7 separate regions of the Mus musculus genome follow, and all the other regions are linked to region 1. A link is a loop called in an ENCODE intact Hi-C map of the cell type or tissue named here. Cell type or tissue: heart. All regions are shown on one strand.

Region 1 (4,000 bases):
ATTTGGGTGACAGTGCCAGCAAGGGGATGCTGTGTAAAAGGATTTCCAGCAGAGGTCAGAGGCTGGATGTAAACTTGGCATCTCTGAGATGTGTGAAGGTAGCACCCCCTCTCCCAGACTTGGCCAGTACACCTGAGCTTTCTGAGTGGCCATGTCCTCTTTCCTGGAACGGGTGACAATGTTGTCTGTGTGGCCCTGAAATGACATCATAGATGTCAAATGACCCATGTAGTGGCTGTAGTTAGGAGGAAAAACCTGCCCAAAGGCCAGAACAGCGCCCTCTGGAGGCCAAGCCCTTATCTCACAACCCCTGTGTGCCCAGCAAGGGCACCCAAGGGCTACCTGGACATCTCCTGTCTTCCTCCAGCCAGAGTGGGACCACTGAGCTCTGTGCTTTGGGAAGATGCCAGACAGGAGGAAGCCCAGGCCATCCCTCGGGGAACCCAATCAAAGGGGGCCTGCTGAGAAGGCATCACAGGGCTGTCTCAAGGATAGCCATGCTGTAGGGGCCCCAGGCCACCAGCCCGGAGGATGGTGTGGCGGAAGGCTACAGGGCATCCCAGGCAGTGTGCGGAACATAGAGAAGGAAGCAGAGGCGATGTGAGTAGAAATGGTGTGTCAGTGTCAGGACTGTGGCCTGCAGGGCTGCAGGCCTTCAGGACTCTGAAGCGATGGGGACCATGCTGAGTTTGGGGTTAGAGGCCCAGGTGACGGTGGGGATGGAGAGTGGGCTGAATGTTAGTGTGAGAGAAGAGAAGAAGCCATGTTGAGCATGGGAAGCGGGAGTCATCTGTGTTGAGTCCGGGGTGGAGGCCATGTTGAACTTGAGGGAAGAGATATTGTGTTGAATGCTGGGTAGAGGCCATGGTAGGCGTCAGTGTGGAAACCTTGTTGAGTAGGGGTCAGAGCTGGAGACCATGTGAGAATGAAGAGATTGAAGCCATGTTGAGTATGGGGAAGGGAAATCATAGGAGAGGCCCTGGTGAGTGTGGGCTGAAGGTCATAGTGCATGTGGGATAGAGCCATGTTGGCTGTAGGGTAAAGGCCGCTGTAAGCACGGGGTGGTGGCCGTGGTGAGCGAGAGGCTAAGGGTGCTCTTCTAGATCCTAGCAGTCCTCAGATGCCTTGACTCTTCTGTCTTTACTGGAAATGGTTTTAGAAGCCATGTCTTGGCCCCTCTCCGCACACTCAGCAAGGGTCTTTTCCAGTCCCAGGGCAGCCAGCATAGGCTAGGGAGACTGCAGACAGGGACCCCACAGTGTGAAACTGAAGCTTCAGAGGCAAAGAAGAGACAGGGCAGTACGTGATAGCACCTGCCTTTCCTGGGAACTCCCCACCCAGTCCCCACAGCAACTTCCCATCTGTCCCAAGAGGCTCACTGGTGCTCACCTGAGCCTTAGGGGGTACGTTCAAAGTATCATGTTTTCTCGTGATTTTTTTCAAACGAAGACAAACTCTTCATGGGGCAGGTGTTTATTTGTCTTGCTTTTTTGCTTAGATTGTAATCCTGGTGATTATGGAGTATCAAGACATAAAATCAACAAGGGTGCGCCTTCCCTGCGCCTTCTAGACCAGTTCCTGGTCATTTAGCGCCACCTGGTGGCCAGTCATAGTAGCACGCTTCCAGGATGTGCCTAGCACTCCTGCGGGAATTATCTGAGCACAGCCTGTGGAGTGGGGTGGCTGGCCTCAGAGTGACAAAGCAACTGCCCACGGACTGCAGATGTGGCCATGAGAGGAGCAGAGTGTCAGAGACCAGCCTTGGGTTGACTGCTGCTAGGGAGGCTTCATCCAGTGTCCCTGCAGTGGAGGAAGAGCTCTGGGGTAGGAGTGACAGACTCTAAGTCAGGTGTGAGCTTTGGCGCCCAGGCTCACACCTTGGTGTCTGGGGTTCAGAGCACCTTCTTTTTCGGATCACTGCAGCGCAGGTGAGCCCCGAGCACAGAGCAGCCAGCGGCAGGAACCATTTCATTTCTGAAGTACCTGGGCAGGTCTAGGAAAAGCAGGCTTTGGGGGCCCTGTCCAACTTTGTTCTGATGTCTAGGGTGGAAGCCAGCCAGGGGACTCTGGGTGTTTTACAAACCGTTCTCATGCTAGACTCTCCAGGCTTGTATTTCCTAGAAACTCTAGCCTGAGGCAGACACCAGAAAGAGGCAAACCCAGGGCTCTTGCTTGGAAAGCTGAGCTAGCACCCTCACCCTTGGACTTCTTGGGATGGCAGGGAGGCACGGTCGGAGATTTATCAGGGAACTTCCAGAGGGAAATGTCCCGGAGATGGGAGACCTAGTTTCTGGGTGTTCCAGAACTGAGATGTCTCCCTAGGCTCCTAATTAAGAACTACAACCCTTAATATTTTCTGGATTTGTAGTTTGAGTCTTGGTGCCAGCACACAGTGTGATCTCTTGGAAGCCATGAGGCTGGGGTTCAAACCCAGAGCCTCACGCATGCTGGGCAAGTGCTACCACTAAGCCACAGTGCTAAGCCCTTTTTCTATTTTCCATTTTGAGATAGGATCTTGCTAAGTTTCCCGGACTGGATTTGAACTTATGCTCCTCCCATCTCAGCCTTCTGGGTTGCTTGGATTTCAGGCCTGTGCCACCAAGGCCTGGCTGACACGGGGGGGGGGGGGGGGGGTGTCCTTGCTGAACACTTGTTGACTGTAACTCAAGAAAAGTCCTGAGTATGGACCATACCTATACCTTTGTCCCTGGGGCCAAGAATAGCAGCTCTGTCCTTAGGGAGAGAAGTCTTGTGTCCTGCAGTCACTGCAGGACCTGAGAGTCTGGGAAAACAAAGATAGACCCCCAAAGGCCTGCAGAGGATTCCCTGTGCCCTCTGCTGTCCCTGGGAAAGGAGCTACTGTCCTGGAGCCTCAGATTGGCTGAGCCCTGCTCTGCTCTGCCACACTCCTGGCTGCAGACCTCATCCTGCTGCACCTTGGCCATCTTCCAGCCTGGCACAGAGGTGGGTGCCTTTGGCAGACACCTCCCACCCCTGCCCGTGGGACCTTGGTTTGTTTTGCAAATGTTCTTTTTTTTCCTTCAGGCTAGATTCTATTGAGCGGATGTGTCCCCCAGAAAGAACATGCTTCTGATTTCCTGCCTGTCCCTCGCTGCTTGTTCTTTGAGGCTCCTTGGGCACTTGTACCCGTAGGCTGTTCCAGAAGTCTCCTTTGGCTTTCTCCTCCCCATTCACCAGCCCAACCAACCTTTGTGGCTTATTCTCAGACCTGCCCTAAGCCTGAGAGTCAAGGGTCTGATTCTAACTCAGAGATCAGCTCGCTAAAGAGGAGACGCTCTAGTGAAGTGTGGCACTCCATCTCCCTAGGTTTTATGTCTCTGTAAGAATCAAGATCTCTGGACCACATAGTGGAGAGTTAGAAGGGAGTTTCCCCTAAGGGAAGCCAGCCATATGAAATGTCCCTAATTTCAAGTGGCCCTGTAGGACTGGGTACCCAACTATTTACGACTACATGTTTCCCCGTTGACTGGCTCTTCCCTCAAGTAGCGGGAAGGACTAGGGACTCCAGGTTTGAAACCGACACCAGAAGCAACTCCTCTCGCTGCCACACTGATCTTCCAGCATTGCCAGCAAGTCAGGGTTTCTGGCACATTCACTACCATTGTGAAGAGTCACCATCCCAGGGAGAAGAGGCTAAGCTCTCAGCCAAGGACAGTTTCTAGCATGTCCGTCCACCTTTACGGTTTTTCCAAGCCAAGGCTACACTATCACCATGTGGTCTAGATTCCCTGATTTAGGCATCCCGGCCCCTCACATCCAGTGTCCCTCTCCTCTGAAACAATATGGCCAGGGTGAGTTCCCCACTCCACAGCTGACACCAAACCTCAGCTTCTGGCTTTCTCCAGAGGTGGGTGTGACTGAGCATGAAGTCTAGGTCTCCCAGTAGAAAGGGGCTTCTAGCATGCTGAGTCCCAACACAGCAACCAGGCTCCTTGGAGATGCTGCACGCAGAGGATCCTTGCACACAGCCAGTATGCAC
Region 2 (4,000 bases), 150 kb before region 1:
GGCGAGTAATATTCCGCTGTGTGGTTCTATTGTATCTCATTCACCATTCCATCTATGGGTGGACTTGTGGGCTGCCTGAGTCTTGTGTGAAGAGTTCCAGTGTGGATCTGAGTGACGTGAACCTCGTGCAGTCTTTTGGAACGTCTACTTAGGCACTCAGTGGCTGGTCATACAGTAATGCTGTGGTTACTTTTTTGAGGAATGGTCCACAGTTTCTGTGTAAAGCTCAAAAGAGACATCCAAAGAGCTGTCCTATTGACCAGCACTGATGGGTTCCATGGAAGCACAAGAGTAGGACCCCATTCCCTCCCACTAGGAACTCAGATCTTGGCCTGAGCCCAGGGGGCAGGAATGGGGGATGGAAGAGTCAAAACTGCCAAGTCAGGCAGATGCTGGGAGAGGCTTTAGGCAGCCCGGTCTTCCAGCACGTGGACATCAGCATCCCAGCTCAATGAGACATACAGAAGATGGCTAGGCTGAGTCACACATGACCAGGAGGGAGGCAGATCTTCCTGTCTCTGCACTTCCCTCTCCATCCTCACAACCGGGGTGACCCTGACAGTGGCCTAGATCTCAGTGCTTCTGGTCCACAAAGCTGCAGTCTACCAGCTAGAAAGGTTAGGCTCCTGTGTGTGCATTTATCAAAGCACCAGGCTTGACAGCTTTGTCCTACAGATTCAGTATTTCTAGGCATTGCAGCGGGTATCTGGACACTACAGTAAGAGACCTTCCATGCCTACCAGATCCTAGGAACAGCTCCGACTATGAAGAGGAGAGGACAGGGAGAGGGAAAGGGGAAGAGAGGGAGGAAGAGAAAGGGGGAAGGGAGTGGCCTGGACTAAGACCTTCTCCATTCCAGGGCAAGAAGGGGTAGGGCAGAGTGAGGGAAGATATGGAAGTCAGGCCAAGAGTGACTCACTTTTGCTGAGGCCACCGGTAGCCATGCAGGTTACACAGTGGATAGACAGTCTGGCTTTCATACTTCCTTGCTGTGGAGAGTGGTGAGCCCAGCCAAGGTCACGAGGATGACCTGAGTTTCAAACCCAGGCTGAAGCGGGACCAACTGGAGGGGAAGGAGCAAACCATCCAGCAACGTGGCCAGGTCCAGCAGCTCTGGGCAGCCCCACTGGTTTTTAATAGCCCTGGCCTCAGGCAAAGGAAGGCTCTCCCAGTGCGGCCCAGGCAGGGATCTGTAGGGACCACCAGAGGGGACACCATGAGTACTACAGAGGAGGGAGACCATCTGTAGGTGACCTGTGGAAACTAAGGAAGCCTGTGTTTGCTACTGCCATGTGGGTGTCAGTCACTGAAAATACATCGCTGCTTCACCGAGCAGACCTGCCATATCGGGGCTTATGTCCCTCCTGTTTCCACTGGCAGATCCAGGTAGAACACAGCCCTGACCCACAGTCATTATCCTGGGGTGTGTAGGGGAGTTTCGAACCCAGACCCTGCTCCTGCTGTGGGCGCTCACAGGACTACCTTCCTCTGTAGATCTGTGCTGGACCAGGAGAAGCCTCTGTCCTTCACTTGGCCAGCTAGACCCCATCCACACTGAGACACACAGGCTTGGGTAGCCCCATCAGGCAGAGGCTAGGTAGGGTAGGAGGCCCACAGCTGTTTAAGGGGACGGGGCTGGAGCTGCTGGGAACTCTACTCTCCACTCTCCCAGGGTGAGAATGGATGCCTGTCCTGGCCCATGTGTTCACGCCTGACTTGGCGTGAGTCTGACTGTGTGTGTTTCTGACCTGGGCTCCCAGATGGGTTGCTTAGTGCCAGGTATTTCTTTCCCATGGGGGCCCAGCCCTGCCACCTTCTCCTCTTGTAGAGATGTTTTTGTGAACTTAAGAAAAAAATCGGGAAAAGGTCGATTCCCTCTGTCCAGCCCATTAATTCTGCATGCTCAGGCCAGAATTAACCTTGGCAAGCCTTGAGAGGAGAGAGTAATTCTAACCTTAAAAATCTGCTGATTAAAGCTGGTTTGAGGAATTCGACTCCCCGCTTAATGTCTTGGCAGGGAGCCCAGCCTCGCATTAACATAGCCACAGTCTGGCCTGGCATTTCCCCCACCTTCTTCACAAACAAAGCCTCATGACCGGTTTTAAGTAAGAATTCCTTCCCAGACTCCTGCCTGGGTGCAGCTGGGTGGCAAAGGTCCGCCTTGGTACCCAGACAGTGTCACAGGTGTTTAGCAGATGCAGTTCTGAGGCCCACCTGGAGAGGGAGCCAATCCCAGCCACTACCTTGTGCTCCCCACTCCTCACTTAGAATGGCCACTGAGGGCCTGGAGTGTGGGATTCTGTTACCCATCTCTGCTGCCCTCTAGAGGCTAGGCATGGAGGAGTGGGACAAAGAGGGCTGGCTCCCTGGAAATGGAGAGAGCCCCCAGCCCCAGAGAGCACAGAGAGCCGCATCTTGGACAGCAGTTCTCCATCTCTCTGGTCATTCTTTGTCTAAATGCGTAAAACCCACATGGGATGCTGTCCACAGGGGTGGTAGACCAAGAAGAGCCTGTGGAAATCCATTGTCTGTGTGAGAAACTCTGGACACCTAACACAGACAGGATGGGGGAATAAAGAGCAGAAAGCTTGCTTCATATCCAGAGAGGGAGGAGAGGAACAGAGGGGAGATGTCTAGCTGTCACCAATACAAACCACTGGCACGATCAAGATCAGTTCCCACCACTTGACAAGTCTACAAGAAATGAGTCTGAGCAATGCACTTTGATGAGAAAAAGGACATTTTACTTTATTTATTTATTATTTATGTCTTGTAGCTTTGCAAGTATTTGTAATAGAAATGGCAAGGCTATATTGAAATTGGTTGGAGATACAAACCCCTGATGGCTGGGTGAGACCACACACACACACACACACACACACACACACACACACACACACACGGGGTAGCTCCTGCTGACCACAGGACAAGCAGGGCCAGGCAGCCTGATGCATCCACAAGGGGAAGAGCAAAGACCGTGTTCCTCCCACGTGGGGCCAAAGGCCCATGTGCCAGGACAGGCTGCTAAGGCTGAGAAAATGACACCTCCAGCATCCATCTGGCTCTGCAGAGCAAACAAACGGGCCAGGGCTGAGAGTGACAGGAACCATGTGCTCGCCCATGGATCCCCGGAGGGTGGGAGAACATTTGGGCGAGGGTGGCTAAGTACCCGGACTTCACCCCAGAAGGAGGCAGAATGGAAGCAGCAGATTGTAGGGCCAAGATGATCTCGGGACAGATGTGCACGCCCACTGTGGCCTGGTCATCCCTGACCAGAGCTTCACAGCTGGAAACAATGCCCACTGCACATCCAAATTTACCTTATTATCCGTTTTTAGCCATTACTCTATTTTATGCCCATTAATTTATTAATCTTGGAAACCACCACCAACCCCCAGCACAATAAAGTCAGAGCTCTGGGAATTTTATTTATGTCTTTGAACATGATTTTTATGCCTTCTTATCTAAAACTTCATTTAATCTTTATCGCACTCCTCACTCATGCGATCCTTAGGCTGACGGGGCTTTACCGGGGCGGTTTCTCTCACAAGCACAGTGTCTCCCACGGGTTGGGAGCTCAGGTGAAGGAGGTGGGTGCTGCTGGGGCTGGTGCCAGAGTCAGGACTGCTATGCCCGTGCTGTCATCCTGAGACTGTGCAGTCTGCCCCACCTACACCCCGCACCGCGCTGGCCCCGCCCCCAGTGCCTGCTCCTAACCTCATGCAGTCTCCACCCTCCCACTCCCCTGCCCCCAATCCCTGCGCTGGCTCCTACCCCAGTGCCTGCTGCTTCTTGGGCTTCCCTCGCTGATCTTCGGTTCTCCTTGAGTTCCCACTCCGCAAAAACTTCCCCTGCTGGAGAAGTGCTCTAGAACATTCTGTGGAGATGCCAGGCAACCCTCTAGTTTGAGAACCCTGTCCCCGTTCTCCTGGTGCACTGCACAGGGCCATCTCTCTATGCCTTGCTGAGACCACAAGGGAGCTTCGCTTCGGAGGCAAGG
Region 3 (4,000 bases), 320 kb before region 1:
TCTCCTTTCCCTGCAGACAACACACATAGAATTGGCTCCGTTGCATGTCTTATTGCCCACAGCTGGGGCCGTGCAACTATTAGCAGAACCTGCTTGCAATTCTGCCCCATATGTCTAATACCAATGAGTTCCATTTCTCCAGACACTGGGAGGGGGTGCTCTGTACTCTCTTGGTGGGCCCCATTCATTAAGGAAGCATGTCACCCACTTACATGGAGGAAGGTGGCCACTCTGGGATTGCCCCTAAGAACATGCCACACTCAGGCTTCTCAGTATCTGTTAGCGTGTCTTATCATCCACGGCAGACAGCACACCATGTACTGGATAGGAACAGGTGTTTCTTGTAGGTTTTGTGAGCTTCCTGAGGCTTATGAGTTTCTTAGGGCTTGCAAGCCTCTCTTCTCTCTCAAGTGGGAGATGTTGCAATTCAAATGGTTGCACAGGGGCTGCCTCAACCCTGTGGCTCATCAAGATTGTCCCTATGGATGCTCCGGTCTCAGACAGACCAGCCTCAGTTGCACATCCCAGAGTGACCTACACCAGGGGCTGCGCAGCTGCTCTTCACAGAGGATCTCTGGTTCTGATAGTATCTGGGTGCCTGTGGTGCTACGTGACACCCTGGAAAGAGGTGAAAACCACCCAGAGAGGGCACTGACAATAGACCAAAGAAATGATGCTACCTAAGTTTAGCTTGGTGAATCAGCGAGTTTATTTGGACATCCTACAGGAGCATATGGGGGTCTGGCGGTTGTTAAAAAACCCACCCCAGCATGGGTGGTGACACACAAAATTTCTGGAGCTCTCTGCCCAAACTGTAGGCAGCTCCTCTGAAGAGTTTCTCTCCTACCCAATAGTTGACTGCTTCCTGAATCTTGTAGGTTTTGTGAGCTTCCTGAGGCTTATGAGTTTCTTAGGCCTTGCAAGCCTCTCTTCTCTCTCAAGTGGGAGATGTTGCAATTCAAATGGTTGCACAGGGGCTGCCTCAACCCTGTGGCTCTTATCCTCCCAGAAGGTCAGGAATCTCACTCGTTACTCTAGAAGGCCATGGCTGGTACGGTCTGAGCTCAGCAGGGAGAAAGGAACTCCTTTCTGTGCCCCTAGCCCAGCACATCCACCCATGGCTGTTACCCTACCGGAGTGCTTCCAGAGCACACATGTCTGAGTCCACAGGCCTAGAGACATGGCTCTGAGACTGAGTACTAACCACTGTGGCAGAGGACCCAGGTTTGGTTCCCAGCACCCACATGGTGGCTCACAACCATCTGTAGCTCCGATTCTAGGGGCACGACGCCCTTTTCTTGCTTCTCCAGGCACTGCATAACTGTTATGCACAGACATACATGCAGGCAACTCACCCGTAGACACGAAATAAAAATAAATCATAAAAACCAAACCCAATAACTATGTCCCAGGAGCCAAGCACGCTCCTTATCTCAGCCCACTGCCATGGGTCCAGCTTTGACTTTTGACCTCCTCCAAACCCCAGGTACAGACGGGAAGTGTCCAAGAGCGGAGAGACACAGCAGAGATGGTGTCTGAGGAAAGACTTGTAATCATTAAAGCCACACCATCTCCTGTTTCCCACCCTTCAGGCCTCACACCCCTCAGACAGTGACACAGCTGCCCCCCTCCAATCTGGTCTTGTGGTCACTTAGCGGCAGAGTATGTCCTGGTGGGGAACTCGCCAAGGAGCCTGCCAGGCAGCAGGGCCAGAGGCAGGAAATGCTGGGCTTCTTCACAGATTGATGGCATGGCTTTCTCAGAAGCCATCACGCAGAACATTAGAGGCAACTCAGAAAGGATTGAATTCTGTAAGAGAAGCCTCCCTGATGGGAAGTGCCCTGTGACGGGGGACACGGTGGCGCTCGGCTGGAGCCGTAGGTGACAGTGTTCAGTCAGGCGTGACATTTATTTACTTGTCCGTTCATTCACCCATTTGTTCATTTGCATGTCTGATGGACACCCAAGTGCTCCAGCTTGTGCCACAAAGAGTGCTGACACACAAGGGCTCAGAGAGCGACAGAGCCCTTTGGTCTTGGGAAAGGTATTCTTCCAGAACGGAGCAGGCTCGATCAGGCTCACTGACCGTGCCCTTGGTTATGAGACTTGAGCCCTTCCTAAAACCTTCCCAGGTAGCGTGACATACCATAAAGCAGGTCTTGGGGACGGGGGCATGGACCACAGTGAAGGGCACAGCCTCTGAATTCATGGATCAAGTCAGGATCCCTGAGCGTTGCTGCTCACTGGCTGTGGAATCAGGGCCGGAGACCTTGCATTCGAGTCATTGGAATAGTTTGGAGATAATAAACTCCTGGTCCATCAAGGGAGATAAATCCAGGAAGGGAATGGGAGAGTCTGACAGAATAGCCAGGGAGACCTGTGACAATTTGGTGCCGTGTGATAAACTGTTTTCCAAACCATGTACACACACACACACACACACACACACACACACACACACACACCCCGGCTTGCTATGAGCCCATCCTAGCAGGAAGCAGCAATTCTGCTCTAGAAGCCACCTGAGCCCCGTGCTCCCGTGTGAGGGTAGTGGGGCCCTGACTGCAGGTGACGGGGTATTGAGCTGCCTTCCTGCAGGCACGTCACACGGGCTTCTCATAATGTCAGCCGGCTCTGGGAAATGGACCAGGCGTGATTTCCAGCTAAATGAAATACTTCAGGGCCATCAGCTAAACGGATGATACTGTCGGGAAAATCCCTTGCGTGTTGTGTCAGACAGGCCGTGGGACCTGCAAAGCTGATGTTTTCTGTCCCCATCAGGGTGATGATTCATCGCCTGGCCCAGCTCCTCGGACCCTCTGGCTATGAGGATCCGAGCTGCAGGTCTGCGTGTGCCTGCTGGGGGAGGCAGAGGCTTAGCGTGTGGGGCACACCTAATCCCTTCCTGCACTCCCTGCCGTCCCTTCCCCGTTCCGGGCTCCTTTCCTTTGCCCTGTCAACGACAGGCTAAGGCACCTTTTAGACCATGTCCTTGCATGTCCTTGCAAGTCCCACTTCATGCCCCGACTTTGAAATAGTATCTGGGCTTGGGTGGGGGTGAACTTGCATCTGTTGGGTTGTGAATGCTGGCCCTCCTAGAGGTGCTCCAGGGGCCATGCCGCCACATGGGACACTTCATGGCTCCTTGCACAGCACACCCCTCTGCCTTTGGCGGTGTCCCATCCATGTGTTGACTTTCTTGCCTCACAGAGGAGTTTGTCAACAAGCTGACTGTGTCTCCAATCCTGGTTTCCCATGTTCTCTCCTCCTAAGCCCAGCTTCTCCCTCTTCTTGGTGTCTTGCCTGCCTAGGAGCAGCCGAGAGAGTCCGGCACACACTCTCTGCAGCATTGAGAATTCTTTCTCTCTGAATCTCCTTTCCTTGCTGAAGAGGGCACCTCCCTTATCCCCAGCCCCACGAGCCACCCCTTGGTACATCTTACCATGAGCCACAACTTGGGGCTCTGCTGCCCCTTCATGATCTAACAACTTGAATGTTTCTCCAAGTATATGCCAGGCCGTCATGACAAAGCTGAGCTAGTCTCTGACCTTGCTAGGCTTACAGCCCAAAGAGGAAGGAGATTGCAACAGGGCAGTGTGTGTATATACGTGTGTGTCCATGTGCCTGTCTGTGCCTGTGCCTACTCATGCATATAAGAGTGCACACATGTGCACATACATGCATATAAGAGTGCACACATGTGCACATACATGCCTGTGCCTCTATGTGTGAGTCTTTGTGCTTTAGGAGTGGATGCTAGACAGGGAGAGCAAGGCTGCTTGGGAAACACATACTGGGTCATCATGAGGTCAAGAAGACTTCGTGGAGGAAGTGACTCTTACCTTCGTGACCAGATATAAGTAATTGTGGCTTATGAATCAGGCTTATAGGATATTAGCCAAGGATTATGGCTCACCAGCAGTCACTGTCCCAAAATGCACAGGGAGTTGCTGAGATTACAGGGAAGAAACTATTCCAAATAAATGGTAATGAAAAGTGA
Region 4 (4,000 bases), 480 kb before region 1:
TAATTTTCTCCTCGTTTTCGTGGGTTGTGGGGTGTGGGAGGAAAATGGGCAGCCTAAAACGGGTGGGGGTGAGAGCATATCTATATTTAATTCACTTTCCTGGAAAGATATGGAGACAAGTCATTTCAATGCCTTTTCTTCTGGGGGCGTGTACCCCACAGATTCTGCTCCAAGTTGGGTGGAGTCCATTAGAAGTGGCAAGGCATTTTTTTTTTTTTATGGATGAATCCAGGAACTTTGAGAGCTTTGCAGTGCATATTTTTAAATATGTTAAGTACCATCATAAGACTTGGAAACTTCAAGCTTCTTTAAATAAATGGATTTTACAATTGCAGAACACTGACTTATTTGGGGTGCTTTTTTTTGGTTGGGGGGCTCCCAGCTCACGGTAGCTCTACCCGTGAAGCTCGTTTTTAGACATGCTGAGCGCCAAACCCTAACTGTGCGAATCCATATTTTTTATTTTTTGGCATTTAGCATTTTGGAACATAAAGTTGGAAGTTTCAGAAGCCAGCCAGCATATTTCAATGTAATCTACTGCCGTGGTGTTGTCTTTTGTTGGAAGTGGAATGCTGGGGCCACAGCGATGTTTTCACGATGTAAATAATTTGTGTATTATGTGTTGTCTGAGCGTGGCATGCGCGAGATAGGCTGTAATAAAATCGCCCAGATATGGTTTTACATGACGGACTGTAATGCTCGCTTCGGAGCCGTAGGAGCCTGGTCTGTAAATAATCTGCATATTAAAAACATCTTAAATACGCTCAGACAATAGATGGATGCCTCCTCCAGATTCATTCCTTTTATTGGGGATTTACAGCCAGCATCTCAAGTGCCCTGTCCAGGACCTAGCCAGGCATAGACGCCATCATTGGCTGGGGTTTACAGTGCACTTAGGAATCCAAGAGCCGGGATCAGGTCCGGGTGTGATGCACACCAGCATCCCAAATCTCGGTTCTCCCTTTGACCTCCCTCCCACGCTCAATAGAGTTGGGGAAAGGTGGGAGACTGACGTGGAGGACCCTGTGTGATGTGTTCTGCTGTTTGGGGAAGGAAGTGACCTTGAAGTTGCTTCTTAGCCACAAGGGGGAGAGGGTCCAACCTGGGGAGACCAGGGCATAGATGCTACTGACCCGGGAGCCCCCGCAGCCTAAGGCGGCTGGCTAAGAGCTCTCTTTGAACACAACACAACATAAATCAGAACCCGAATCTTTTAACATTTACAGTTTTAGATGAAATTCCTGCTGAGAGTCTCTTAAGCTAGATTTATATCTGATTTTGCATTGAGCTGTGTCGTTATGTGGGGCCGAGAAACTCTTATGAAATTAAGCATAATGCGAGAACATGCTGAAGAGACAGTTCTGGGGGAATGGAGGCTTTATTGTGTTACGGGATCTCCGAGTGGAGAAATATGCATAAAGGCGCAATTACCATGGACATTTTCCTTTTAATGATCCTTGTACCATCCTCGGCAGGAAGGTTTGCTGACGTCTTCTCATAGAGAAGGGAAAATTGAGCCAATATTGATACCCCTCCATCCATTCCGAGTCTCCAAGAATGCCAGGAGAGTGATCCTGTCTTCAGATTCTGAACTGCAAAGCCAAGCTTTACGCCAACCAGGAACTGCAGGGTCTTGTGAGAATCTCACATCGGCAGTGGCACGTATAAAGGTGAACTTCTGGAGGTGCTGAGCTGAAGCTGTGGCTCTTAGCCTGGGTGGTTTGTAGGCAGCAGCCCCACCTGGCTTTCTCTTGGTGTGGGGGCTTGCGTGCAATCCCCCAATTTATCTCAGGAGCTCCCAAGTAGGCAGAGCGGGACTTGGGGCAGAGATGAGATCTCAAACCTTCTAGAAGTCCTCTGTTCCCCCAAAAAGTTCTCCTTTCCAAACCTCCCAGAGCCTGTGCCCTCTATGCCTGGCATGGAGATGCTACCAGCTGGTGGCAGGGGTGGGGGGCAGCAAGAGCTGAGCCATGGCTGCAGGCTGCAGGCTGGCACCCAGAGCCTGGGGCATGGTCCAAAGCCTGACTGGGTTACTCAGGGTCAGGTGATGGCCAGCCTTCTCCCTTCCGCCCACTGCCAGCCACACCTGACCCTCACTTCTCTGCTCTTCTGCTCAGAATCTCTCAGAAGACTTCAAGGCACGCGTTACCCAGTCGCTAGAACTTATGCAACGTCTGACTCATGACCACCAGAGGTCACTGTAACAAGGTAGAACACAGGTGTTCCAGAGTCTTAAGTCCGCTGCCTGAAGAAAGCAAAAGGAAATCAGGAAATCGGAATAGACACCCCCCCCCCCCAAACGCTCATGCACGTGGACCTCATCCCCTAACTCCTTTCCACGTGTGGGTGGTCCACCAGGTGCACTGTTTGGCAGAGCCAAGAGATGAACCCACTCAGGACATTTGACTCCCACGGTCCCTTGTAAAGGTCCCAGGGTGTGTTGTGTTCCTGATGCCTGAGGGTCACTCTCAGCTTTTATACACAAACTGAGGGCTGCATTCTCTGAGTCCCTTTTCTTGTAGCAGTTTTAGGGTGAGGATGATTCAGATGTGGCTAGTCTGGTTTATCTCCTCCCCACCCCCTCTATGTGTTCCCCAAGGCAAACGGGCTAATCGGTCAACAGTGCATGAAATCCTAGTGCCTGGCTCCTGGTGGTGAAAAGGGTCAGCTGCCAGAGTTATGACCTGTGTGTGTGAGTGTGTGTGAGTGTGCATGAGTGTGTGTGTGAGTGTGCATGAGTGTGTGTGTGAGTGTGCATGAGTGTGACTGTGTGTGTGAGTGTGTGTGTGTGTGTGTGTGTGTGTGTGTGAGAGAGAGAGAGAGAGAGAGAGAGAGAGAGAGAGAGAGTGTGTGTGTGTTAGAGTGGAGGGTAAGAAACACGTGCCGTTCTTAGCAGTGGCTCCTGGAGGAGGTTCCTTCCAGTCAAAGTTTTTCCTTCCTTCCTTCCTTCCTTCCTTCCTTCCTTCCTTCCTTCCTTCCTTCCTTCCTTCCTTCCTTCCTTCCTTCCTTCCTCTCTCTCTCTCTCTCTCTCTCTCTCTCTCTCTCTCTCTCTTTCTTTCTCTTCCTTTCTCTCTTTGTGGGTGGTTGGCAGGAGACTTTAGGGCTCTAGAGGTAGGAGGTTTGGTAGCTTTTTACTTAGCAAATACTTGGGGCTGCCAGCTGGAGCTGCTGTGAGCTGCTCTGAGCCTTCTCCTGCATCGACTCCCTTCCGTGTCACATGCAGTGACATTCCTGTAGCATGGCATCTCTGCAAGGTGACAGGCAGCGCAGAAAGCAGGCTGGATGCAGGCGCACACGGACATTCCTGGGAGTGTTTGGAGGATATATGGGACTTGGGGAAGGGAAATGAATTCCCTGGATCCTCTAGGGGACGATTCAGACTGTGGGGGGAGGAGGCCAGGAGCTGATGTATAGGAGAAACAGAGCCATCCGCCTCAGTGTTGCTTCCTCATGGACGTCTCTGCAGGGATGTCACACAGACATGGAAAACCACAGGGTCTGCAGAGCATGGGCCGTGTGGCTGCGGCTACCGGACTTGTGCACTCACGGTGGACTGGCCATAGGGGTTTGGTCCAACTGGTTAGGAAGCAGGGAGACATGGCAGGGGCAGACTTGAGCCGCTGGCCACTCCAGTGTCTGTGCCCTGTGACTGACAACAGAACTCAGAATGGGGGTGGCTCAGAAGACACGCAGGCTCTGAGCTGGGTGTGGCTAGCGGGTGAGCGGGGTAGGACCTCCGTCACAGATCTGGTGGAGGGCATTGAAAGAAGAGCCAGTCCTCTCTGACCTTGAAGCCCTGGCATTTGGAGCCTGACTGAGCAGAGGGAGGCAGCCCCGCCCTTCCTGGCCTTCAGAGGTGTCAGCTCTTCAGTTGCTTTAGAGAGGAAGTTTATTCCAGCATGTCACCATCCTCTTGAGCCCACCTGGGGTGGCATCTTCCCTCTCAACATTCCTCATTTCCTTTCTCCAGTGTCCCCCGTCCCCCTCCGTCCCCCTCCCT
Region 5 (4,000 bases), 330 kb before region 1:
CCAGGACATCTACAACACCCTGCCCTGGAGACCCTCCTTACCCGCCCCTGACCAAATTCCTGGTGTTCATTCTCTCCTCTGCCGTCCTCTCCTCCCTCTCTCTGATTCTCCTTCAGGATTTGAGATCTACTTACAGCTCTTCCCATCTTCATGAGAACTGAGCCCTTCCCACCCCTGGATGAAGGAAATCTCCTACCTTCCCAGCCCCGGACATCCCCTCAGCTGCTAGCCCAAACCCAGGGTGTTACTAAGTGATAGTAGGTAATCGAGCCAGCCTGCAGGGAAGAAGTTTCCATGCCCAATCAAGTGCTGGCTCATCCATTGTACACGGGGTGCCACGTCCCTTAAGAGATGGAGGCCCCCTGCCTCTTGCTCGGTTCTTCCATGGCCAGTAGCACATGACCATAGGTGGCAGTCCAGGTACAGCTGACACCCGCTTTGCCCCTATTTTTCTAGCTCCACTTGCTTTGCCAACAAGCGCAGTAGTCAGTGCTTGTCACAGCTGGGTCGTTTTTATGATCATTCATGTGCATGTGCATATACTCACCGGCTACCCATTCATTTGATAACGAAGATACACCCTAGACCTCACTGTGAAGATACACCCCAGACCTCACTGTGAAGATACACCTCAGACCTCACTGTGAAGATACACCCCAGACCTCACTGTGAAGATACACCCCAGACCTCACTGTGAAGATACACCCCAGACCTCACTGTGAAGATACACCCCAGACCTCACTGTGAAGATACACCCCAGACCTCACTGTGAAGATACACCCCAGACCTCACTGAGAGCTCTACAGTTACCTGGTCAGCTGAAATGTGCGTGGTGAGAAGACTCTCTATCATCACGTCATAGATACTGGGTGACATTGAACACCCAAGACCTTGGGAAGTTGTTGCTAGAACCTTCCCATCGGTCTCCTCATGTTAGGTGACCCAGGGTGCATCAGGGGAGAGTCTCAGGAACCTGTTGAGTCCTGGTTGGGTTTTGCCAACTTGACACACACTAGAGTTACCTGGGAAGAGGGAACCTCCATGGAGCAAATATGCCTCCATCAGATTGGCCTGTAAGTAAGTCTGTGAGGCATTTTCTTAATTAATGATTGCTATGGGAGGGTCCAGCCCACTGTGAGTGGTGCCACCCCTGGGCGAGTGGTCCCAGGGTGTATAAGAAAGCAACTTGAGCAAGTGATGGCCTCTGCCTTAGCCCTGCCTCCTGGTGCCTGCCCTGACTTGGCTCCACCACAGATTGTACCTTGCAAGATGAATAAACCCCTTAACCCCACGTTTTGGTTATAATGTTTAGCACCTTAGAACATGCTGTTCCACGGAGGGCACCAGCCTGCAGGAGGCAGAGTCAGTGTGTGCCTCTCTGTGTGTGCTGTGGCTCAGAGGGGGAAACTTGGAGCTCCGTGTGCACCAAGGGCCTGGGGGACAGGAGGGATGTCCACAGATGTGGGGAGAGCACCTGCTTGGAAACGGTAACTGAATCGAGTGCACTGAGCGTAAGCCAGCAGGGGTCTAGCTGCACTGCCCAGCCGCCCACAGGCTGCGCTCTGCTCGCACTCCGCTCTTCACTGAGTAGATCAGCACTTGCCATCTTTGCAGAGGAAGCTGCATCTGGGGCTGGGGCTGGGGCTGGGGTTGACCCTCCACAGAGGCAGAGGTGCCATCGCCTACCTGGACTAGGCTATAACAGAGCTTTCTCTGTGATCCAGGCTACCCTGTGCCAGCCTGCTGTTTACACAATCCTTTGTGGTTGTTGTTGGAGCAGGAGGGTAATTACCCTTGTCCTTAATAACTGCGTTTGTTCCCTCGATGAGCAGAGAGGCTCCGGAGCCTACACTGTTAAAAAGAGGTTAGGATTAAGTTTCTCAACCTGCGGCTGGTGTGAGGGGAGATCTCCACGCCAATTACTGTCTCCTTGATGGGATTAGTCACCGCGTTAATTGCTACTCAGAAAAGCTGCCAAGTTTGTTGTTTTAGACTTGAGCTTTTAAAATATTGCAGATGTCATCTCAAATGCAAATTGTATTTGGTCCTAGAGATAGCGGGTGATCTATTAACACTTTGGGGTTGATTCATATCTGAAGCTGTGTGAGAAAGAGGAGTCTCGCCCTTGGCTTATTAATTGCGTCTTTGATGGTGGTTCCAGAGCGGTGTGGGGGGAGGCAGCTGTCAGGTCCGTTCCTTGGCGCTCTCTGAGAGAAGCCCGTCCTCTGTCAGCGACAATCTGTTAGAACTAGCTGGAGTGATGTGTGCAGAAACCCCGGGTTTCAGCTCAAGAGCGCCACCTGTCTGCTGCACAGCGCACCAACTCATGCTGCAACCACCGTAAGTCTCCTCGGAATGGGCACGTGGCTCCAGAAGTTCTCAGAATCCTCTGGGATTCTGAGTCACAGATGTCTCCCAGTTTTGGACCAGTTAAGATTGGTCACAGTCTGTGACCTTTTGATCATTTAAAAAATTTAATTTTGTGTAACTTAATTTTTTTTTAAAAGTTCTAGAAACAAAACAAGAAATTCTTGTATGCACTTAACTCAGATTCCCCACCTGTGTGTGTGTGTGAGCAGGTGTGTGTGTGTCTGTCTGTCTGTCTGTCCACATGTGTACACATACATATTTGGACATGCGTGTATTTATGTGTTTGAAGGTATGTGTGAATATTTGTTTGTGTACAGATGCATATGGGTATGTATATGTGCATATAAATGCATGTAGATATGTTTGTGTGCACAAAGATATGTGTATGTATGTTTGTATGTATTCATGTGTATGTGTGTGTGCTTGTGTGCAAGTTCATGCTTATGTTTGTGTGTGTGTGTGCAGGTACATGCATATACATGTGTGTTTATGTATGCACAGATATGCACATGTATGTTACGAAGTTGCATTTCTGGATGTGACTGCACATGAGGGCATCATCCTCAGGAGCTGATTTTTGAGGCAGGGTCCCTCACTGGGATATGGGGTTCATTAATTGTATGTGTGCAGGTACATGTGTGGCCAGCAAGCCCCAGGGATCCACCTATCTCCTTTCCAGAGTTGTGATTGCAATCATGCACTGCCACACATGGGTTTTCTTTTTCACATGATAGCCTGGTATCAAACTCAGATCCGTGGGCAGATATGGCAAATATGCTGCATGTGGAGTTATTTCCTAAACTGTGTTTCCACTTTGTGTGTGTGTGTGTGTGTGTGTGTGTGTGTGTGTGTGTACTTGAGATTTGGACAGTTGTGAGCCACTACATGAGTGCTGAGAACTGACCTGGGTCCTGTGAAAGAGCAGTAAGTGCTCTTAACCCTGAGAGCTCTCTCTGGCCCCAGCACTGCCATTTTTGATGTGTTTTCTCTGTGGCACCTGCCTTGCTGTGGGTCACCAGGGGCTTCTGCATAAAGAGGCCATGCCTCTGTCATAGCACCCATGACAGCGACTCAATTCCTCACTGCGTCTTGGGCTCAGCGTTGCCAAGTGCAGTGCCCACTCTGCAACCTGGTTCAGATGGTTTCTGCCCATTTCTTTGGTGAAAACACAAACGCTTCCCCACTTTGTAATTAATTCACATCTCGTGGGAGGACCGTCTGGGTCTGTATAAACACCTTATTTTTCATTAAACTTTTGCCCACTTATCTTAGCTTCCATTGATGATTCTTATTGAATCAATTATTCTAATGTCTGCCAGATGGTGATTTTGCTAAATTTGCTTGTTGTTTAGTGTGCCCTGCCGCACTGAAGGGCTCGCGCTGCCTTGCATTATTTATTTATGTACTTGTTTATTTATGTCCATCTGGACTCCTGGATTCCCAGCTCAGTCAAATGTTGGCTGCTTCACCCTTTTGATAAATCTCCAATACTTTCTTGCAACATTTTTACATGGCCCTTTAAAATCTCTCTCTCTCTCTCTCTCTCTCTCTCTCTCTCTCTCTCTCTCTCTCTCTCAGTGTGTGTGTGTGTGTGTGTGTGTGTGTGTGTGTGTGTGTGTGTGTGCACAGG
Region 6 (4,000 bases), 760 kb before region 1:
CAGTTTCAAGGTACAGTCATCATGTCAGGGAAGGCACTGTGAGAGGCAGTTGGTCACACTGCAACTGCAGTGGGGAGGCAGCTGGTCACACTGCAGCTGCACACCAGCTGGTCACACTGCAGCTGCAGTGGGGAGGCAGCTGGTCACACCGCAGCTGCAGTGGGGAGGCAGCTGGTCACACCACAGCTGCAGTGGGGAGGCAGCTGGTCACACCGCAGCTTCGGTGGAAAGGCAGCTGATCATACCACAGCTACAGTGGGGAGGTAGCTGGTCACACCACAGCTGCAGTGGGGAGGCAGCTGGTCATACTGCAGCTGCACACCAGCTGGTCACACTGCAGCTGCAGTGGGGAGGCAGCTGGTCACACTGCAGCTGCAGTGGAGAGGCTGGAAGTGGAGAGAGATGCATGCTGGTGTTGAAAGTATAACGTAAAAACAAAATTCTAGGCCTTTAGGCCCTGGCTTGGAATGTGACCTCTGTAACTTAGTGCTCCAAGGTACGCTAATCATAAAACAGATATCGACATTCCTCCACCCACCCACTTCCTGGGTTCAAAGAGTGTTCATTCAAAGAATGTGCTATTGTTAGGGGCTCTTAGAAACTGTCTTGAGAGATAACCGGAACAATTACCAGATATTCCTTGTGACTCTTGTGACTTTGCACTTCCTTGGGACTCTTAACTGGTATCTTTGGTATTTTCCAACAACGCCCTCCCCACTTCCTTGAGTTATGGTTTATTCCTTTAAATACCCCCTTACCCAGTTACTTGGGGCGCCATGGTCCTCTACCCCTGCGTGTTGTATGACCGTGGGCCCGAGAGCGCTCTTGAATAAAAGTCCTCTTGCAGTTTGCAGCAAGACCGTTTCTTGTGAGTGATTTGGGGTGTCGCCTCTCCTGAGTCAGAACGTGGGGGAGTCCTCACGTTGTGGGTCTTTCAGTGTCCACCTTGCTTTCTCACTAAGAAAAGATTTCTTACTGGTGGTTGTGAACCACACGATATGGGTGTAAGAAACCAACCGGTCCTCTGAAGGAGCCGAGAGTGCTCTAACTTGGCCACCTCTCCACTCCTCTTCCCCTGCTTTATTCAGTACGGGGCAGAAGCGTATGCCAATTCCCACAATCAGGATGAGTCTTCCAACCTCAGTTAAATTAATCGATGTAACCCTCACAGATACTCCCAGAGGTTGGTTTCTGCAGAGATCCTAAGTCCCATCAAGTTGAAAATCAAAATTAGCTCTCACCATCCACATGCTCACCCCACTTTTAGTTAAGGGAGCTCTCATAGGCTAGGGATAATGAAGCTATCCACAAATTATAGGAACTTCTGTACCCATTTCTCCAATCAATATCTCCTACTATGGTGTGTGTGTGTGTCTCCTACTATGGGATGTGTGTATGTGTGTGTGTGCGTGTGTGTGTGTGTGTGTGTGTGTGTGTGTGTGTGGTGCTGGGACTGAACCCAGAGCCTTGGGTATGCTATAGCAGACACTCTACCACTGACCTGCATCCCCAACCCCAAAAGAAAAAGCCACATAAAGAATGTTTGCTACGTGTGTTATAACACCTGGGTTATGCTGCTTGATTAACGATCTCATTTAATCTTTTCAATAATTCTGATGTAATTGTGAATGGCCTTATTTTACACTTAAGCCAGCTAAGCTAGGAGAAGTGAGGTCCACGGGCATCGAGCAGAGGAGCAGGGACCCAGACTCGGGTTGTCCCTTTTCACCGCTGGCTTCCCAGATATGTGTTTATTCTCTTTTAGATTAATTTGTATGGTGGCGGTGACATTTCAGAGGACTTCTAGCTGCGCTTGATAACGTGGGCTTTATAATTCCTTGGGGTATGTGGTGTGAAAAGATGTTATCTATGATCCCCTAAGGCAGGGAATGGTACTATAAGTCCACTCAACAGCTCTGACTCCTAGATAACATCTCTGAGTTTGAGATAAGGACTTTGCACAGGGGAACGAAGCTGATTACTGGGCCAAACCCGGGCTTCCTAGTTGTGGAACTGCTTAAGTGTCCCTTCACCAGCAGAGGGCAGACTTGTGGGCCCTGAGAGCAGCACTGGGCAAAGAAAACTGCACGTGTAGGTTTAGTGTAGAGAGGGGGAAAGATTTGTGGGAAAAGGCACCTCTCTCAGATGCTTGTCCCGAGAGGGACCATTTGTAGGCTGTGTGGCGGCACTTGACAATCTTAGTCTGGAGAAAATTCACGTGGGGATGATGGCTCAGTTAAAACGCTCAAGCGGGAGGTGTGAGTTCAGATCCCCAGCACCCACGGAAGAAGCCCGGTGCTTTATCTGGTCTCAACACAGGGGAGCCAGAGGCAGGAGCATCCCTGAACCGTGCTGGCTAGCTGCATCAGCAAACTCCAGATTCAGTGAGAGGCACTGTCTCAAAACGTAACGTGGAGAGTGAGAAAGAAGGACGCATGCGCACTCTGCACACGGGTACACACACATTTCCCCTCTCTCCTCCCCCCTTCCCTCTAGCCTCCTTCCCTGCCTCCCCTTCCCTATCCTCCTCCCTCCCCCTCCTCATCCCCCTTCCCTCCCCAAATCCTCCCTCCCTCCTCCTTCTTCTCCCCTCCCCTCCACCAAACAGGAAGTTAAAGTTCCACCTGGCTTTGCTTTCCCGGTCCTAGTTTCTAGCATTAAGCTGATCAGGCTCACAGGACCTGGGCGAAAGTGCCGCAGGCCCTCTAGGTCGAAGGAACAGAGAGTGCTTCTTCTGTGGCAGTCAAGATACAAAGGTGTTTCCTTCCCTATTATTATCCTAACTGGTAGGTTTTCAGGGGCTCAGTGCCACAACTGCAAAGCCGCCATGTGCTCTGGGCACAGCGTGCTACACGAGGGCCCAGCGTGTTCCTGGAGGCGCAACGCTGAGTCCTGACGGCAGTGATGGATGTACTAACAGGTGGCTTGTCACCCTGGTCTTTATTTCACAGAGAAGGAAATTACCACCAGAACCCTTCGCCAAAACCCTGTCCAAGGCTGACAAGCTAATGAACTTACCCGAGGCCTCACATTTACCTGCGTCCCCACAGAAAGGGTCCCAGGAAGCGCCACCAAAGTGGGGGCTTCTCCAAGATGATTTAGCTTTCTCCTGCTGCCTGGTCCTTCTGCTGGCCCCCAGAACTAGATAGGGGCTTGGCAGGGTCATATCAATCATGCAAGCCTGGAGTACAGCCCCGCCCTTCTCTGTGGAGTATGGCGCTCTCAAAATCTCTTCTGAGCTGGAGTGGGAGAGCCTGGTAGGCGGCAGAGCATTTCCTCCTCCCCTCAATTCTTCGAACCTTCTCACTCCAAACCTGGCTGATTGTGTTGGAAGTATAAGCCGGTTGCTAAGCCAACGGCAGGGGTCATTTGGGGGGGTGGGTGTAGATCCAAGAATTCACAGATACATTTTCTCAAGGAAGGCCAGAGGGAGTCCTCACTCTGAGCTAGGCACGCGTCCAGAATCAGTCCACCAGGCCCACAAGGTTCTGGTGAATCGGCGAGCAAACAAAGAGGTCAAAGTTTGAGTGTTTAGAATCACGGCAGCAATGCTCACGCTTCCTTGCCATAACCGGGTCTTAGGTTTGTTTTTGTTTTTTTTTGAGACAGTGTTTCTCTGTGTAGCCCTGGCTGTCCTGGAACTAACTCTGTAGACCAGGCTGGCCTCGAACTCAGAGATCCACTTGCCTCTGCCTCCCAAGTGCTGGGAGTAAAGGCTTGCGCCATCACTGCCCGGCTACCAGGGACTTAGAATAATAGAAACTGGGGGCTGGAGAGATGGCTCAGCGGATAAGAGCACTGACTGCTCTTCCAAAGGTCCTGAGTTCAAATCCCAGCAACCACATGGTGGCTCACAACCATCCGTAACAAAATCTGATGCCCTCTTCTGGAGTGTCTGAAGACAGCTACAGTGTACTTACATAAATATATTTAAAAAAAAAAAAAGTAGGAGCTAGTTTTTTTTTTTTTTTTCTCTGAAATCAGCCAAAGCCTGGAGGCC
Region 7 (4,000 bases), 340 kb before region 1:
GATACCTGTCCCCAAGCCTGGCAATGTGAATTCAACCCCTGGCACTCACATGATAGCCACTCCCTCATGCTGTCCTCTGATCTTCACAGGTGTGCCTCAGCCAGCCCACATCCCACGTGCACAGGAGATGAGTAAGATGAAATCAAGAGTAAAAAAGAGTAAGATTAAAAAGCTGACAGAAGCCCAGGGTTTGTTAGTAAGGGAAAAAGCAAGACATAGAAGAAATTAAAGTTATATGTGTGACTACATGAGAGTGTGCTTGTGTGTGAGTGTGTGTGTGTGTGTGTGTGTGTGTGTGTGCGCATGTGCATGCCTGTGTATGCATGTACCTACTAAGTATAAGGTAAGCCAGAGCTATGTAACCTTTTGTTCACGATTCCTTTTCAACAGAGAAGTGTTTATCATTTTTACCTGCCTAGGGTATATAAGCAAAGCTGAATCTTTACTCATAATAAAACATACTAATTGAAAACACTTAAAATTATATGTATATGCATATGTGTGTATGTGTGTCTGTTTGTCTGTCTGCTGTCTGTGTCAGGCTATGTGCATATGAATGTAGTCCCATCAGAGGCCAGGAGAGGGTGTTGGATCCCCTGAAGCTGGGTGACAGGTCACTGTGGGTCACCCAACATGGATGCTGGAAACCAAACTTGGGTCCTCCACAAGAGCAGCAAGTGCTTTTGACCACTGAGCCATCTCTCCAGACCCTTTAAGGTTTCTTTCTTTAAAGTCACTTTTATGGAGTTTATTTTAAAACAAATATTTGACGCACATATAAGTTTATCGTTTATTGAAAATGGAAGCCAGTTTGCACAGTTAGATGAATGGGATTACCTATTTTTACAAGAAGAATTGAATCTTGGCTGAACGTTTGCTGCTGCAGGACGTGGGGCACCGTCAGTGCTCTTCAGGTGGCTGGTGTTTTGGTTTTATAACCCTCAATGTTGAAAATACTGCTTTGCATAAACACACAGCACAAACCGGCAGAAATATATTTTAGAAACTGTTGAAAATTTCATCCTAACCTCAAGCCAAAATTCATTTAATGATTTTATGAATCTCAAACCAGCAACTCAAACGGTAATTTTTAAATTCAAACAGTTTAACATACGCCAATCCAAGGGTACTTTAATTTGATGCTCACGTGCTGGGGAATGATGGGAGGGAACACTGAAAACCATTGTCTTCTGTAACTAAATCACTTCAGATTTATTCTTAATTGTGTGTGGACGTGTGCCTGTGTATGGGTGTGTGTGCAGAGCATGTGTGTTTGTGTGTGTGTATGCACATGTGTGTTTGTGTGTGTGTACGCACATGTGTGTTTGTGTGTGTGTATGCACGTGTGTTTCTGTGTGTGTGTGTTTCTGTGTGTGTGTGTTTCTCTGTGTGTGTGTGTGTACACATGGATGCAGGACCTGCTGAGCCCGGCAGTGTTAGATTCTCTGGAGCTGAAATTAAAATTGGCTGTGAGTCACCAAATCCGGGTCATCTGTAAGAGCAGAACATGCTCGTAACCATGGAGCCACAGCTCCAGATTATGAACTTGCTTTTTGTAAGAACAGAAGACTGTGTTTACAGAGGAAACAAGCTAACTCACCACGTAACGATAGTCTTGAATCTGAGCTCAGGTGATTCAGTGTCTGTTGGTGTGACATGGTATGAGGTCCCGTGATGCAACACGGGAAAGTTTTCCCATGAACCCTCAGCATCAGAGAACACTGAGAAAGCCTTCAGAATCATTATGTGTTGGATTTGGAATTCATTTTTGCTCCTTGTCTGTGCAGGGATCTTTTAATTGCCAAACTTTTCATGACTCCAGCATTCAGTTACATAACCCCATATGCATATGTATGCCTTTATATTTAGATTTATTTATTTTGTTTTATGTGTATGAGTGTCTTGCCTGTGTGCGTGTCTGTGCCCTGGGTATGAGCCTGGTGCCCATGGAAACCGGAAGGTCTTGGATCCCCTGGAACTGGAGTTACAGATAGTTGTGAGCCACCATATAGATGATGGACATTAAATCCAACTTCTCTACAAGAGCAGGCAGTATTTATTCCTTTATAAGCCATACACACAAAGCTGGAGAGAGGGCTCAGTAGTTAAGCCATCTCTTGCTGCTCTTGCAGGGGACCTGAGTTTGGTTGGCAGCACCCATGTGATGTCTTGAACCATGTGTCCCTCCAGCTGCATGGAACTTGGCGCCCTCTTCTGGCCTCTTCAAATATTGCACTGACATGGACAGATAGCTACAAAGACACACATACATAAACATTTTACAAATTAACAAAGTTAATAAACCATAAACACGGACCCCTCTGGGAACATATGCGCAAAGTTGTTGGCTGTGATTGTTTCTGAAAAAGAGGTGAAAGTTAGTTGGGGAGGGAGAATTTCAAGTTTTTCTTGTTATACTTCCAATTGTTTGAGTGGTTTTTATTACAGGAAAATAAACTAGTGTTTTGTTTTGCAATTCAAAAATAGAGCTACAGTAAGCCTTATGAAGAAGTCATAAAACACAAGCTCCCAGTCACAGTGCCCATTTATTCCAAGTACACATAATGGCTGTAGTTAATATTTATCCATACGCTCACTGGGAGGCAGGCTCTGCTGTAAGCATTTTAAACAACTCATTTACCCCCACAAATCACCCTGTGAAGGAAGACAGCCATGTTTTACATGTGCAGAAATCAGCTCAGAGGGGTGGAGTTATTTACTTAAAGTCACACAGCTTTGTAGGTAGAGGCTATTTATTTCTGTAATGATCCAACATTTTCGTAGTTAGGAATACATAGTAACTTTTAAATTATGGATTTTAAATTCTGACTCAGCTTTTGAAAGGAGACGCTACACCCTGTGCTTGCAGGATTCAGAGATCATTAGCAGATGCCTGGCATTCTGCTTGTTTGCTTTAATTTGAGCGCAGCTCTGCCTAGAAGGGCCCTTGGACATGGGAGGGAAGCCAGGCCTGTCAGCAGTCTTAATATGAAATAAGCAGTTTTATTTCTGTTTGAAATAGGGAATCGCCAGGTCGGACATTCGATAGCTTGGTTCTGGGGCCTAGCTTTGAATGGAGGTTCAGCAGATTCGGGTTATGGGGGAGGGGGGGATACTCTGGTTCCGGTGGCAAGCGCCATTCCTTCGCGGTCAGTAGACGACAGGACCAGCTGTCAATCATCCCAGATAGCATGGAGAGAGGAGAAGGATGTTAGTCCATTGCACACTGGGCAATCAACACCAAGGCATTTCCAGAAGTCTTACTTGGTGTCTTTGCAGAGTCCTTGGCTCTGAGGCGGGCTGGCCAGGTGGCCCGCCATCCCTCCTTCACCCAAGTGAACAGATTCCACCACAAAGATTTCCAACGGCATCGTTTGTGAGGCCCTTAAAACCGTTAAATTAATAAAAGCAACTTAACAGAACCCTGATTAGTTGGAAATTGCTTTAAATTTGGTCATTAAGTTTCAGGGAACATGTAATTTTCTCTACATCTGGCACAGCTGCAAGGCACAAGGGACTGAAGTGGGGGGTAACGGATGGGAGGGATGTCTTGGATCCGATTCGTCACTGACAGCTTCTGCATGGTTGGCCAGCACCCCCAGGAACCCAAGTCTCACTGAGATATTATCCGACCTGGTTATTTCTCTAAGAAAAGGCATTCTCTTCCTGTAGTGTCTGGGAGGGACAGACCAGCTGGTGTCTGGGAACCTGGGGTCCCTTTCAGAGAGTCTGGAACTTTTTGATTTACCTGGGCGCAGAGGCTACCTCTGTGCACTGGCATCTCCATCTATGACACAGTCCTTTTCTTCCGTTCGTTGGAGTGTGGGCCAAGGCAGGGAAGCTGAGTCTCAGTAGAAGCTCACTGAAAGAAGTCAGGGATGCTATTTTCATGACCATATGTGGGGATGCTGTGTGACCACCGCCATCTCGGACCAGCAGTTTGTAGCTCACTGGTTGTCACTGTGGTTAGAGCGTGAGGGTTAATATTGGTTGTCGTTTT

What was found. Hi-C counts contacts between places; a loop is a spot of excess contacts. Peaks named below come from ENCODE experiments on the same cell type or tissue, not always from the same donor. Only the 100,000 strongest peaks of a DNase experiment are listed, where the experiment ranks them.
Region 2: a loop joins it to region 1, with 8 times the contacts of the local background. A loop is called at or near these places in 8 of 42 quality-filtered maps.
Region 3: a loop joins it to region 1, with 2.5 times the contacts of the local background. A loop is called at or near these places in 2 of 42 quality-filtered maps.
Region 4: a loop joins it to region 1, with 4 times the contacts of the local background. A loop is called at or near these places in 4 of 42 quality-filtered maps.
Region 5: a loop joins it to region 1, with 4 times the contacts of the local background. A loop is called at or near these places in 3 of 42 quality-filtered maps.
Region 6: a loop joins it to region 1, with 2.5 times the contacts of the local background. A loop is called at or near these places in 10 of 42 quality-filtered maps.
Region 7: it touches region 1 in a loop (2.6-fold over the local background); 2 of 42 quality-filtered maps call a loop at or near these places.

The regions. Positions count from the first base shown.
Region 1 is chr4:151,154,740-151,158,739 of GRCm38, reverse strand. The region is part of intron 7 of Camta1 (calmodulin binding transcription activator 1); the gene reads left to right. It overlaps Gm52711 (a long non-coding RNA gene), which reads right to left and starts at 146. Exons shown (of 3, transcript XR_003955319.1): 1 at 1-146. In heart, CTCF peaks have their summits at 297 (motif pointing left) and 1,602 (motif pointing left); a DNase peak (open chromatin) is centred at 1,629; H3K27me3 peaks cover 1,996 bases.
Region 2 is chr4:151,300,574-151,304,573 of GRCm38, reverse strand. The region is part of intron 5 of Camta1 (calmodulin binding transcription activator 1); the gene reads left to right. Among named protein-coding and RNA genes, the nearest start is that of Gm45960, 79 kb to the right of the region's middle. In heart, a CTCF peak has its summit at 2,261 (motif pointing right); a DNase peak (open chromatin) is centred at 2,043; H3K4me3 peaks cover 310 bases; H3K27ac peaks cover 591 bases.
Region 3 is chr4:151,473,107-151,477,106 of GRCm38, reverse strand. The region is part of intron 4 of Camta1 (calmodulin binding transcription activator 1); the gene reads left to right. Among named protein-coding and RNA genes, the nearest start is that of Gm30344, 19 kb to the right of the region's middle. In heart, no CTCF peak of the experiment used is centred here; no DNase peak of the experiment used is centred here; H3K27me3 peaks cover 333 bases.
Region 4 is chr4:151,637,266-151,641,265 of GRCm38, reverse strand. The region is part of intron 3 of Camta1 (calmodulin binding transcription activator 1); the gene reads left to right. It overlaps Gm38442 (a long non-coding RNA gene), which reads left to right. Exons shown (of 3, transcript XR_390983.2): 2 at 1,476-1,670; 3 at 2,118-2,637. Among named protein-coding and RNA genes, the nearest start is that of Gm52712, 2.5 kb to the left of the region's middle. In heart, a CTCF peak has its summit at 2,177 (motif pointing right); a DNase peak (open chromatin) is centred at 3,715; H3K27me3 peaks cover 1,145 bases.
Region 5 is chr4:151,481,733-151,485,732 of GRCm38, reverse strand. The region is part of intron 4 of Camta1 (calmodulin binding transcription activator 1); the gene reads left to right. Among named protein-coding and RNA genes, the nearest start is that of Gm30344, 28 kb to the right of the region's middle. In heart, a CTCF peak has its summit at 2,299; no DNase peak of the experiment used is centred here; H3K27me3 peaks cover 1,921 bases.
Region 6 is chr4:151,918,518-151,922,517 of GRCm38, reverse strand. No RefSeq gene overlaps it. Among named protein-coding and RNA genes, the nearest start is that of Dnajc11, 13 kb to the left of the region's middle. In heart, a CTCF peak has its summit at 2,038 (motif pointing right); no DNase peak of the experiment used is centred here; H3K4me3 peaks cover 736 bases; H3K27ac peaks cover 761 bases.
Region 7 is chr4:151,497,280-151,501,279 of GRCm38, reverse strand. The region is part of intron 4 of Camta1 (calmodulin binding transcription activator 1); the gene reads left to right. Among named protein-coding and RNA genes, the nearest start is that of Gm30344, 43 kb to the right of the region's middle. In heart, a CTCF peak has its summit at 2,212 (motif pointing left); no DNase peak of the experiment used is centred here.